Linked DNA regions of Homo sapiens: regions 2 and 3 are each linked to region 1. A link is a loop called in an ENCODE intact Hi-C map of the cell type or tissue named here. Cell type or tissue: PC-3. All regions are shown on one strand. Region 1 overlaps NAALADL2 (N-acetylated alpha-linked acidic dipeptidase like 2). Region 2 overlaps NAALADL2 (N-acetylated alpha-linked acidic dipeptidase like 2). Region 3 overlaps NAALADL2 (N-acetylated alpha-linked acidic dipeptidase like 2).

Evidence for each region. A loop is a pair of places that touch in the nucleus more often than their neighbours do. Peaks named below come from ENCODE experiments on the same cell type or tissue, not always from the same donor. Only the 100,000 strongest peaks of a DNase experiment are listed, where the experiment ranks them.
Region 2: a loop joins it to region 1, with 2.0 times the contacts of the local background. A loop is called at or near these places in 1 of 110 quality-filtered maps.
Region 3: a loop joins it to region 1, with 3 times the contacts of the local background. A loop is called at or near these places in 1 of 110 quality-filtered maps.

What each region holds. Positions count from the first base shown.
Region 1 is chr3:175,260,459-175,264,458 of GRCh38, forward strand. All of the region lies in intron 4 of NAALADL2 (N-acetylated alpha-linked acidic dipeptidase like 2), which reads left to right. All of the region lies in intron 1 of NAALADL2-AS2 (NAALADL2 antisense RNA 2), which reads right to left. Among named protein-coding and RNA genes, the nearest start is that of NAALADL2-AS2, 8.6 kb to the right of the region's middle. In PC-3, no CTCF peak of the experiment used is centred here; no DNase peak of the experiment used is centred here; H3K4me3 peaks cover 149 bases; H3K27ac peaks cover 998 bases.
Region 2 is chr3:175,192,315-175,196,314 of GRCh38, forward strand. All of the region lies in intron 2 of NAALADL2 (N-acetylated alpha-linked acidic dipeptidase like 2), which reads left to right. Among named protein-coding and RNA genes, the nearest start is that of NAALADL2-AS2, 77 kb to the right of the region's middle. In PC-3, no CTCF peak of the experiment used is centred here; DNase peaks (open chromatin) are centred at 427 and 2,027; H3K27ac peaks cover 3,005 bases.
Region 3 is chr3:175,176,805-175,180,804 of GRCh38, forward strand. The region is part of intron 2 of NAALADL2 (N-acetylated alpha-linked acidic dipeptidase like 2); the gene reads left to right. Among named protein-coding and RNA genes, the nearest start is that of NAALADL2-AS3, 64 kb to the left of the region's middle. In PC-3, no CTCF peak of the experiment used is centred here; a DNase peak (open chromatin) is centred at 2,477; H3K27ac peaks cover 1,648 bases.

The sequences.
Region 1 (4,000 bases):
CATTGGTAAGAAAAAGGAAGCATGTATTAAACATAGTTATGCAGCATGATTACGGCCCAATTTGCTTCAACTGTCCATCAAATATATTCTGGAGCTAAAATTCAGAAATGAGGTAAAATGTAATTCAGCTGGGTTGAAAAAGGCAGAAAACCAACAGACTTCTTTATGAATCAACAGTTAGTCATGATTCTAAATGAACATTTTGTCTGGGAACATGCAGCTGAATGAGTAAAGAGAAGTTCATTTTATTTTGGCTGTGCAGTAGTTACTAAATCAGCGTTTAAAAATGAATTTGGGAGGGAATCTCTACATCCGAGCTAGGGAGGGCAAAGGGGAAGCATAATTATGATATTAAATTATTAGATTATCTCTTGAAATGAGGAGAAAAATAATCTGCAGTCATGAAGGAGGAGATCTCATTGGTTTGATCATAAATACTAAGAATGTATGTAATTTAATCTCTAGGAAGAGATTGATGAGAAAATCCCAACATTGCAGGGTAGGAACTATGAACTGCAAATGGCTTTCTGATATGTGCTGTGAAATCCACATCTTGCTGCAGAAAAAGCATCGACCAAGTTCCCCAGTTATAGTTGTGCTAGTTTCCTCAAGCTGAAGACTTAGAGGAAAGGCTTTAGGTTCATTTTAGCTACGTATTTATAACAGTTTATTTTTTGGGAGAGTGCTTTAAATATTTAAACTTTTAGACAAACATTAATTCGTCACAATGTACTCACATTTCTCTCAGTGACAACCTGACACATAGTAAAACAGATACCGAGACCCTCACAAAATCCCAAACTGCAGAATAGCACTCTAGTATGGAAATTAATTTTATAAAATTCAATGAAAGCATTTGACTTTCTACTTAGGGTCATTTCTACCAGAAGCAATAATAACAAAAAGTTACTGTGTACTACAAGACAACTAGAAATCAAGGAAATCCCTCTGAAACATGGAGGTTGGGCTGTTGTCTAAATCCACAGTACATATCAACCCCCTTTCCTGTAGAAGCCAATTTTGTGTGCAGTGAAATTACAGATGAATATATATCTTGATTAATTATCCATTTGTGCATAATTAAATTACACAAAAAATCCAAAAACTCTATTGCTTTTTTTTATAAATGCAGTAATATGCATCACTACCTAGTACTTTCTGTAATATACTAAGATATTAGTCAATATTAGCTAGTTTTTTCATTATTCTTATATACTTTTTTATCCTTATAATGACAATTTTAAAGGGCCAGACATCCAAATGATTTTGTAGTTTCCTACAAATGAAACATTTTTGTGTATTCATCAGATAAGATTTATATTTTAATATAAATAGAAACTAGTATAAGCAAATGGCTTTTAGATATGTGACTTGACATCTACATATTGTTGTCCCTTATTGGGCCAGTGTATAACTTCAGCACTGCTTAAGTCCATAAAGCATGCTTAGACAGACAAGCCTTTGGAAAGAGCCTGGAGGAAAATGAGAGATAGGAAATGAGAATTGGTATTTGTTTGTACTTTCAAGTAAATTGCTTCTTGCAAATTACGGAGGAGTAGCATTATTTAAAGAAAAGCAGACTTGACACTCTGAATTTCAAACACAACTGAATCCAGAAAATAATTACATTTAAAATATTGAGTTAGAGGTTTAGTGAGAAAATATTTATATATATTGGTGATTTACAATCAATAGTTAATGAATGGACAATGGGAAGATCAATAAGAAATCCTCTAGTTTTGGCAGCTAAAGTTAATGCTGAGAAATATTACATTTTGATAACTTATTTTACATGAAGCATTTGCATACCTGTGATATTTGCTGAACTAAAAGTTTCATTTATTCTAGTTTCCTTTTTGTTTCCCTTAAGAACATTTGTTCAATCCAAATGATAAATGCAGTCAAAAGAATATTGTTTTATTTATTCTAATTATTAGAAACCAACATTTGCTCTACTTTTCTTGCGGTAGAAGTTGGTGGAACTCTATTTTTTGTTTCCCAAAAATAAAATCTGTAGATGCATTTAATTAGTTAGCCTTAAAGATATAGGGTGCCTAATGCAATGGGCACAAAAAAGGAAATCAATATTTAACAGATAAAATATTCATGTTGTGTGAGTGTGTGTGTGTGTGTGTGTGTGTGTGTGTGTGTATGAGCTGTATGTATGAGCACTGATATGGCCTAATGTAATGAGGCAGTGGGGCCAAAAAGATAGGAAAGAAGAGAAAGACACCTTTCCTATTGAAGCTTTTGATACATCATAATTTTCCCTGGTATGAATGAACTGAAGAAATCTCTTTAAGTGACATTCTATGAATATTTTACATGAAAACAAATCTTTAATTCAGTGTCACAAATGATGTTTTTACATATGATCTGTATAGGAAGGCAAACTTGCCTCTTTTTTTATTAAGACAACTTTTGAAGACATTTTATGAACAAAAATGAAAAGCAAACACTATCTTGGTACTTTAAAATAACATGCTTGTTCACTGAATAATTTAATAAGGCACTTCTTACCTAATTCTCAGAAGTAATTGCAAAAAAAAAAAAAACAAAAAACAATGTCTCCATCTTTTATGATTCTAAGACTCCAGAGCTGCTCCATTTGTCATGGACAACATGGTCAGCACTAGAATACAAAATTGGAAAGTAATAGTTTAATGTTTTGAAAGCTAAATCTGCTGCTGTTTTCAAATCAGACTACTTTCTGTTTTCCAATGATGGAAGTAAATTATTTTTAAATGATTTAAACCAAATATTACTATATCTACAAAGGGTATTTTTTGTTGAGATACAACTTCAAACATGGGTTATAATATAAAGACTTAAGACTGTGTCATTATTCTGCAATTTAGCAATCAAACTTTAAAAAAGTAAATTTAGAGCAAGAATAACTGAAAGTTTCAACTTCTATTCCTGTTTTTAAAGTATTTTCCATGGCTTAAAACCAAATAAAAGTGTGTCTACGAATCTTCAAAGTCTGTCAAGAATTGAATGCATAATTTAGAAGTCATGCATGTGTTTTGCCTACATGAAAATATAATTTAATTGTACTTTTGAACCATTTGAAAATTACGACATCATAGCAAATGGCATCATGTATCAGAAGGTTGATTTTCGCATATTTCTTATTGTAATATAGTTAGCATTCATAATCCCCATGTATGTATACAAAGTTAACAATATTAAATAAAGGTGCTGAGCATCTTGTTTTTCCTAATTAAATGTTATAAATTAAACAAAGTAAAATAGCAAGGAAGAGAGAGAGAAAACAGTGATGGAGAGATGAAGAAAAGAAGGGAGGAAGGGAAAGAAACAGCAGCTAATCCCTTCTATACAGTTCGCCCCCTAAAAGTACCCATGTTTCAGAAATATTTATATATATATTATATAGTACTCTAAAATTTAAAACAGTAAGCTCTAGCTATATTTTGGTCTAAACTGTTGGGCAATTACTTGGGCTTATCAATATAGATATCTGCTGTGGTGCTTTGTGGTAATACTGACCTCTTCTTTCACATTTCAGCTTTTCCCTCTTCCTCTGTATCTCGTTTAAAATGTCCATTTTTCCTCCTGTTGATAAGCTTCACAGCCCTTCCAATCTTCTGTACTGCTATCTGCTCAACTTGTAACTCATTTTAAATAGTGAAACACAGCATTGCAGGATGCAAGAATGGGAGAAACAAGCTCAATTTCAAGCTCTTCTACTTCATAGTTATGTGATCATAGAATTATTACTGAACCCCACTAAAGTCACACAAGTTTTTTCTTATTTTTTATTTTTTGGTTTTCAAAATCTCTACATTGATGACAAAAATACTCTCAATTCATAAGGTTGTGTGAAGATTAAATCTGAAAATGCATGCATGATAAATTCTTAATAAATATTAACTTTTATATATGAAGCCCTTAATATCTGTATGAGGTTCTAAAGAGAAAGGGCATGAATTTAATGATGGAGAAGTGTGACAGCTCACTCAAACATGCAAACCTAAAC
Region 2 (4,000 bases), 68 kb before region 1:
CTTGCTGTCTTAGATTTTTATAAGATTCAGTGCAGTGATTTTTAAAATAAAATTCTTATGCTATGAATAGTATATGCTCTACCATTTCACTCATAAATCCGTTTGTCGTATTAGTTTCATAGAAGGTCAGTTTTTACCTTTTCACATTCTAATAAATTACTACAAGTCTGTTTAATGTATTTGTGTTGTCATTTTCTAGATTAGCAGCTAAAATTTGGTTCACAATGTAGAGAGCATTCATTAATTTGCCTCCTGAGTTTCAAATGGATTGGCTACCAAAGGTAGAAAATTGTTAATTAATTTTCTCAGTGGGAAAAATCTATGGCATGGATTTTAATTATGACAACAGTCACTACTTTCAAATTATTTCTGAATGATGACTAACAACGATGTTAGCCAAATATATCTAGAAACCATTTCCGTTGGCTCCTATCCAATGTATACTCATCAAATCAGTAGTTGTTTTGTTTATTGAAATAATGCTTTTATGAATGTATTGATAATTTTTAATGTTATCCAAGGCAATTTTGAACTCTAATGATTTTGATCAGTTTAAAATTTTACGTGTAGCCACAATATGATAAAAAAAACCCTGCACATTTTAGAGTTGAAATAGACCTTGGAGATTAACTGATTTATGCTTTTTTTTTTCAGATACAAAATGAGGCTAAAATAGACCAAGAGACTTTTTCAAATTCACACACTTATCACTGGATTTGAAATGATAAAAGAATACTACTCAGATTGTTGATGTTTTGAAAGTCGCCTGACTTTTGTAATCTTTATATTTTTAATCTACAAAATGTCAGGGATACTTATTTAAGCAAATGTGGTAGAACAGCAACAAAATCAAATGTTAGAAGCCCTACATAGATTCCAGATCTACCACTTACTAGTTGTGTGTTTTTTTTTCAAATTATTTACACTCTCTGAGCCTTGGTTTTCTTATTGTAAAATGGGGACCCATGTGCTCACAGAACTACTTTAGGTAGAAGATATAATGATAGATATGAAAGTATTAATTTTAGAGGGTTTATCTCAAGGAGAACACAACTATTCCTCTACACGGGCCCTTATGCATGTGTAATGGTCAGGAAGAAGAAAAAAGCAGCCATTCCAAAATTAGCCTACTTTCAGGCCAAAAAATGGTCTCTGTGAATATCCTACACAGACATTTACTCATTACATACTGTTACGGCCCCCTTTTTATGAAATAGAGGTGAGATAAGAAATAACTTCACCTTTTTCTCTCTTCTCTTTCACAACATAGCCCTCCCTATCCTTACCCCATTCCATACCCCTCTACCTGTTTCAAATATTAGAGGCAAAGTCTCCAAAAGTACTTAATTAAAAAACAAAAAACAAAAACAAAACAAAAAACCTCCACTATTCACTGCTTTGTTTAGAGGAGTTTTGGTTCTTTTGCTATTTTATTAATATGCTACTTTGAATTTCAAACTAGAACAGGTGTTTTTTTGGCTCTGTTTTTAGCAGATAGAAAAGCACTGGACGTTAAGCAAAAGTTTATTTAGAATACAAAAGATAGAAAAAATATGTGAAAACATTAGTTGCTATTTCATGAAACTTAATGTGACTAAACATAATACCATTAGGACTTTTAACAGACGAAAATAGATAATTTGTGTGCAAAGTGCTAGCAGCCCTTTCTTGGAGCATAGAAATTACATGTATATCTTCAAGTAACTGAAAAATATATCCGATATGTACGTGTGTTGGTTTGTGAAAACTGAAGTGCAGAATGTCATTGTAAACAATTTTGTTAAAATATTGTGCTTAAAATTTAATACCTCATGTTATAGAAGCAGATGTTATTATATATGTATATATTTTTAAATGCTATCATTTTCAAACTAAGACTTTTAATTAAATGATTTTTTACATTGGAACCAAAGTTAACAGGTTGAATGAAATTTTGCTTATGGCATCTGTTGCCATTTTTAGTAGGTGATTAGTCATTTTCTTTTTCCTGCAAGTATTTGACAGAAACTAAAACAGAGATGAATCATAGTTTCAAGCTGTTGCTCACCTCATCCCTACCAAAAAGGAGAGCCTTGAAATCATCCCAATCTAAGAACTAAATTCTGAAAATCCCTTAAGGGGCTTGACAGAAGTATTTAGCAATGTGAAAATTACAGCAATCTGTCACATCAATTTTAATGAAAGGTAGGCTATATGGAAACATAGATATAATGTAGTAAGAAAAACCCAAGTGAAAATCTCTTTTTGAATATATGAAAACATATTTGCCTCTATAAATACTGAGTTGTTATTGGGTCAACTTTTATAGAGGAGGAGTCCTCAATGATCAGGAGTTTATTATGCAGCTTAGATGAGGTATTTTTAAAATTAATGGCATTAATAATTATGGCTCAGTTGGTGTGTATTCACAATATCATTCTTGTATTAATATATACATTTAAGAATCTTGTTTTGTTCAAGTTATTAAGATTTTTTTCTATTTAAGGAACCACATCCTTGTAATTCTGAATTAGTTATAATACTAAGAGTATCAAATCATTTAATAATGAAGTTTTTCCCCAAGAAAACTTTTAAATTTCTTGGGAAGTTTAAAATTATACAAGAGTCATGCCATTTTGTAAGAGTTAAATTTGGCTGGAGTCACCATTTAATCAATGTAGTATTATTCCCTTAATTATTGAGCTAAGTGGAACTTTAACTTAATTTTTAATTCTCTCTCTCTCTCTCTCTCCCTCCTCTAAGACTATATAATTCTTATGAATATGCATATGACCAGGTTAATTCCACATGGAACTATCATTTATGCCAGTAATGATAGTTTATTTGGATGATAATTGAAAGTGCAAGAGACTCTAATAATGTCTACTTTCCAATCACTTTTTAAATTCATTTAAATATATTTTGGAGAACCTACTGTGTGCCAGGTATTGCTCGGAGTGCTAGGGGAAGAGACAATGAATAGAACAATCCCCTGATTTTACAACACTTACACTCTAGTGGAAGAAGGGAGACAATAAGCAAATCAATGAGTTAATATATCATATGTTGGATGATGAAACGTTATGAAAAAATAAGTTATGGAAAAACAGCCATCCTGAGATGGATCAGGTGGTGAGGAGGGGGTGCTGAATAAATGTTTATATAGGATGATATGTAAAGGTAGATATATAGACCCAAAGGAATAAATGGAAGGGAGGGCATGAGCCATGGGAATAACTATTTGAAAAGTGTTTCAGGCAATACCCTGAGATGGGAACATATGTGATTTGTTAAAGAATAGCAAGAGGGTCTGAAGATGATGAATGCAAAGAGGTAAAAAAGAAGCAGATCGTATATGCATTTTGAGTTAGGTCTATAGGTCTGTGCTCAAAGATCATCTATCAGAAGGACATTTATATATCAGCCTGTACAGGCATAAATTATTGTTCCATGTTGAATTTATTGTTATGGGCCTGAAGGCTTTCATGGATTTTCAAAATAACAATGACAGTATCTTCAATGCTTCAATGGTATAATCCTTCCAGACATTCATGATGTCTCTATCAGAGTTCTCTTCTATAGCATTGACAGTTCTTTCCACTAAGTATCATGTGTAATGAGCTTTAAAGATGCTTATGACCCACTGATCTAGAGACTGAATAAAGAGCTTATATTTGGGGGCAAGTAGATTATTTTAATGCCTTTGATATTAAGCCCATGGGGTTTGGGTAGCCAAGGGTGGTGTTCAATATTAAATAAACTTTAAAAGATTGTCCCTTACTGGCAAGGTACTTCCTGACTTCACAGTCAACGTGTTGATGGAAACAATTCAGAAAAAGGGGTTCTCATTGTCCAGGCCATCTTTTTTATATAATCAAAAGCTGGTGTTTATCTTTTCCTTCAAGCTTTGGGGGTTAGAAACTTTATAGAGAAGGGAAGTCCTGATCATAAACCTGATTGTATTTCCACAAAACCATATAGTTAGCTTATTTCTTGCTGCCTTAAATCCTGGTGCATACCT
Region 3 (4,000 bases), 84 kb before region 1:
TCCTGCAGAGCTTCCTGAAGAAACATAGTACTGCTGAAACCTTGATTTTAGCGCCACAAAATCAGTGTCGCATTTCTGACCTCCAGACTGTATGATAGTAAATTTGTGTTGTTTTAAACCACTAAATCTGTGGTAAATTGATACAGCAACATTAAGAAACTAATACAACAATCATTCGTATATAGAAGAATAAACCGTAGACTGTGTGAAAGAAGGCAAGGCAAAGTTTAATTATAAAGTAGATTAAGTTTGTCTCTGGAGTTCCCACTTCTTTTGGACATTTTCTAGTAAGAAAGAACCATTTCCTTCCTCATGCCCTAGCACAAGCATCTTATCCAAATCTTTCTCCCCATATGCTCCAGCTTCTTGTGTCTAATTTTCCCTAATACCTTACTACTTCCCTGCTATCTCCATTATACCTGTCCCCTACCCCATCATCATACACTTCGTTTATCTGTGATATCTGTGCTTGTAATTTATAAAGCTGCTATCTGACCTCTATTTCTCCATGAGAACATCTCTATTGCTGTCGGGCTTTTCACACCTATTCTCTATCCTACTATTAAAGTCATTCAGAATCACTTATAAAGAAGATTTTAATTCACATCTATGGATAGAAAAGAAGCTTAGAATAAACAGGGCTTTCAGACCCTACTCCGATCACTCATCTTACCACTAGTATAAAATTATTGGAATGAATTTGAAGAATGGGTTGGCAAACGTAACAGTAGTGAGCTATTTGAAGCAGCTTATTAAAATTTGTAAGGAAGCAATGGAAATAAATATACTAATTATTGTTACAAACCATAAAAATGCAAAATATAAAAGGAGCATCTATCGTATAACATACTCTGACTTTTTATTTCAGGTAACAACAAAAACCATAATAGGTCCTAGTATATCCCAACCACTCCTCTAAATATTTTCATGTATGCACGTATTTAATCCTTGCAACTACTCTGTCCTCATTGACTACCAGAGGAAGCTGAAGCACGAATAAGTGAGGTGATTTGCCCAGTGAGGTAGGGTACAGTGTGTGTGTATGTGTGTGTGTGTGCATGCTGTAAGCACCTACAAAATAATCTAAAAGCAGCAGAATTATTTTCTAGTGTCATGGGTATTGTCTATTAATAGGCTGTGAATACATTGAAAACTATATTGAAATATATCCTGTGCTAGCTACAGTATAAGAGCTGTTTTGGAGCATGGATTCAGGAGCCAGACTGCCTACATTCAATCAGTGTTCTCACTACTCAGGTTCATAGCATTTCTTCCATAGACAAGTCATTTAACCATTCTGCTCCTCAGTTGTTTAAGATAATACAGTTCTATGTCATAATGGGTTATTAGGAAGATTAGGGGAGTTAATCTAGGTAAAGTACTTTGGAACATTATTTAATACAAGGTAAGTGCTTTGTTGGTGTTAGTTATATAATTATTATTATAATAGAAGAAAAGCCATCTCATATATATGTGCATTTAATAAAAAAAGGGTACATATAATTTTGAATCATCATTTCTTTCATTTATCCCAAGTATACATTTTTATCCTCATTATCTTTAATCAATGTCAGATAAAATAATCTTGAGTAAACTAGTCTGGTCAATTGTGTATTTATGTGTAGCAAAATTGAGACTGCTTCCAAGTTGATTTAGTGGTCAAGGGTAGAATTCCTTGGGATGATCACGTGAGTTTATTACAGATAGAGTCCAGTTTTCCTTTCCTCTGAAGACAGCCAGGACACTCACAAGAAATGTTAATGCTGGAAAAACAGTGCTTTAAATCAGTGATCCTTAAACTTTAATATACATCTGAATGATCTAGAGGGCTGGTAGAAACACACATTGCTAGTCTGCATCCCCGCAGTACCTGATTCAGTAGGACTAGGGAGAAGCCCGAGAATCTGCATTTCTATAAAGTTTCAACTAATGATGCTGCTGGTCCAGGGGTTATGCTTTGAGGACCAGTGCTTGAAATCTTTAAGCTATAGAAGAAGGAATTTGGAAGAGATAGAAATGTTTTAGAATTTTTTTTTTGTCTTCAAATAACATTGTATTAGGCTAGCTCTACAAAAATATCAAGACTATAGATTCAATAGCAGATTGGCTATTGTGATTGAAAGGCTGATTTTAAATGTCACTTGATTAAGTGATTGAAAAGAATTGTGAATTCTTACAGACACTCTTCACCAGCGTTTACCAAACTATTCTTCTGCCTAGAAATGTCTACCCTCCATGGTTTTCTAACCAAGCTCACTCTCTAGGAATTATTTTTAATATTACATTTTTCTTGAGAGCTTTCTATGATCCACGAGAAGTTATTTTACTTTCCTAACTGCTCCTAACACAAAATATACTTCCATTGATAAATCTTCCCAGTTGTAGTTTAATTTGTTAATTTGCACATGAGTTACTGCTATAGAGTGTGACCTCTTATTTGTCTTTGTAATTCCAACAGCTAACTCAGTGCCAGGAAGATAAGAGTCACTAAATAAATATTAGGTGAATGAATATCTAAGTAAATAAATGATTCCTAGTGAGTTATGATAAAACTGACCTTTGTTAGAGACAGGATAGAGAGGGAGAAAAAATAATGGCTATCAGAGTGCTCTTTATTAAGACCACTATGGACTATAATTTACTTAAGAAATCTCATTTCACATCAATGAGGTTGTCAAGAAGGAACAAGTAGCCTATGGAATTTTACTGGTGTTTCTTAGAAATTCAAGATACTTGCTTATTTTATTTCTTCATAATATGAATATTTTTCTAGTGTCCCCAGGTTCCTGGAAACTTTTAGTTTAAAAGTTGGACTTATAAAACTTTATAGTTATTTGTAGGTTCCATAGACATGGGTTACTTCTAGAGAGACTTGATCTTAGCTACTGTCACTATTATAAGGATTTTGAGAGGATTGCTGGCTTTTTAAACTACATAAATTACATTTTCTATTTTTATATTTATCATGTTTTATTTTGTTGCATTTCAATTACTTTATCAGCTAATTTAGCTTGATTTATACTGGTTCAGAATCTCAAGCAACACATTTCAGATTAAGCTGAGATTTGAAAAACTATTTCTGACAATCATTGTGTCACATAGTATCGGTATGCATAGATTTTTGTTTGCCTTTAAGCACATTCACTGACAGCACTAACTCAGATTTTAAACACATTTCAATTTCTGTAATTGTGTTGATGGTTCAGAACAGCTTTTTGAGGCTCATTTAGCAGGCCATAAGGTGTTTGTTTATAGGTGCTGATGGGGAACTAATAAAAGGTAGTTGTAACCAAAAAATGAAAATATTTAGCCTGTACTTTAACATGCACTGAACGTATTAGAGTATATTGATTTAGATAACTGAATTCGGTTGAATTATGATTATGTTCTGAGTACGTATTTGGCCAATGAAAATTTAAATTTATTTAAATAAAAAAGTCAGAACAAAAATTATATCAATTGTCCTTTCTCTTAACATATAAAAATGTCTAATACAATTACACATTGATTATTTTAATGCAATATAACATAGTTGGAGGGAGATAATACTATTCATGTTATAACTGTAAACCCAACACCACCTTTATATTGTTCTACGTATTATCTGTTACTATTACAGAATTCCAGTAAAAGTGGGCACACAATTTGTAAGATAATTTTCAAAGCTTAATCATTGCTAGTGAAGGCAAGACTGAAATCAAGATAATGAAATCAAGAATGAAGTGATCCTTCTGGAAAAGTTCACAGTTCAGTTCCCACACACTGTATCTCTCTATTAGTAAATGACGGATTGCAAATGGGAAGGAGATCGAAATTTTAAATGTATGCAATTCATGAAATGAGAAAGAGGACTTACAACATTTCTTCCAACCACCATTAATTATTATCATAATCATAAATATCATTAGTTATTTTAAATATAATGTATAATATAATAATTATCAATATTATTATTATTCCTAAAGTGTACTATTTGTTATGTTGCTGGCACTTCTCTAAA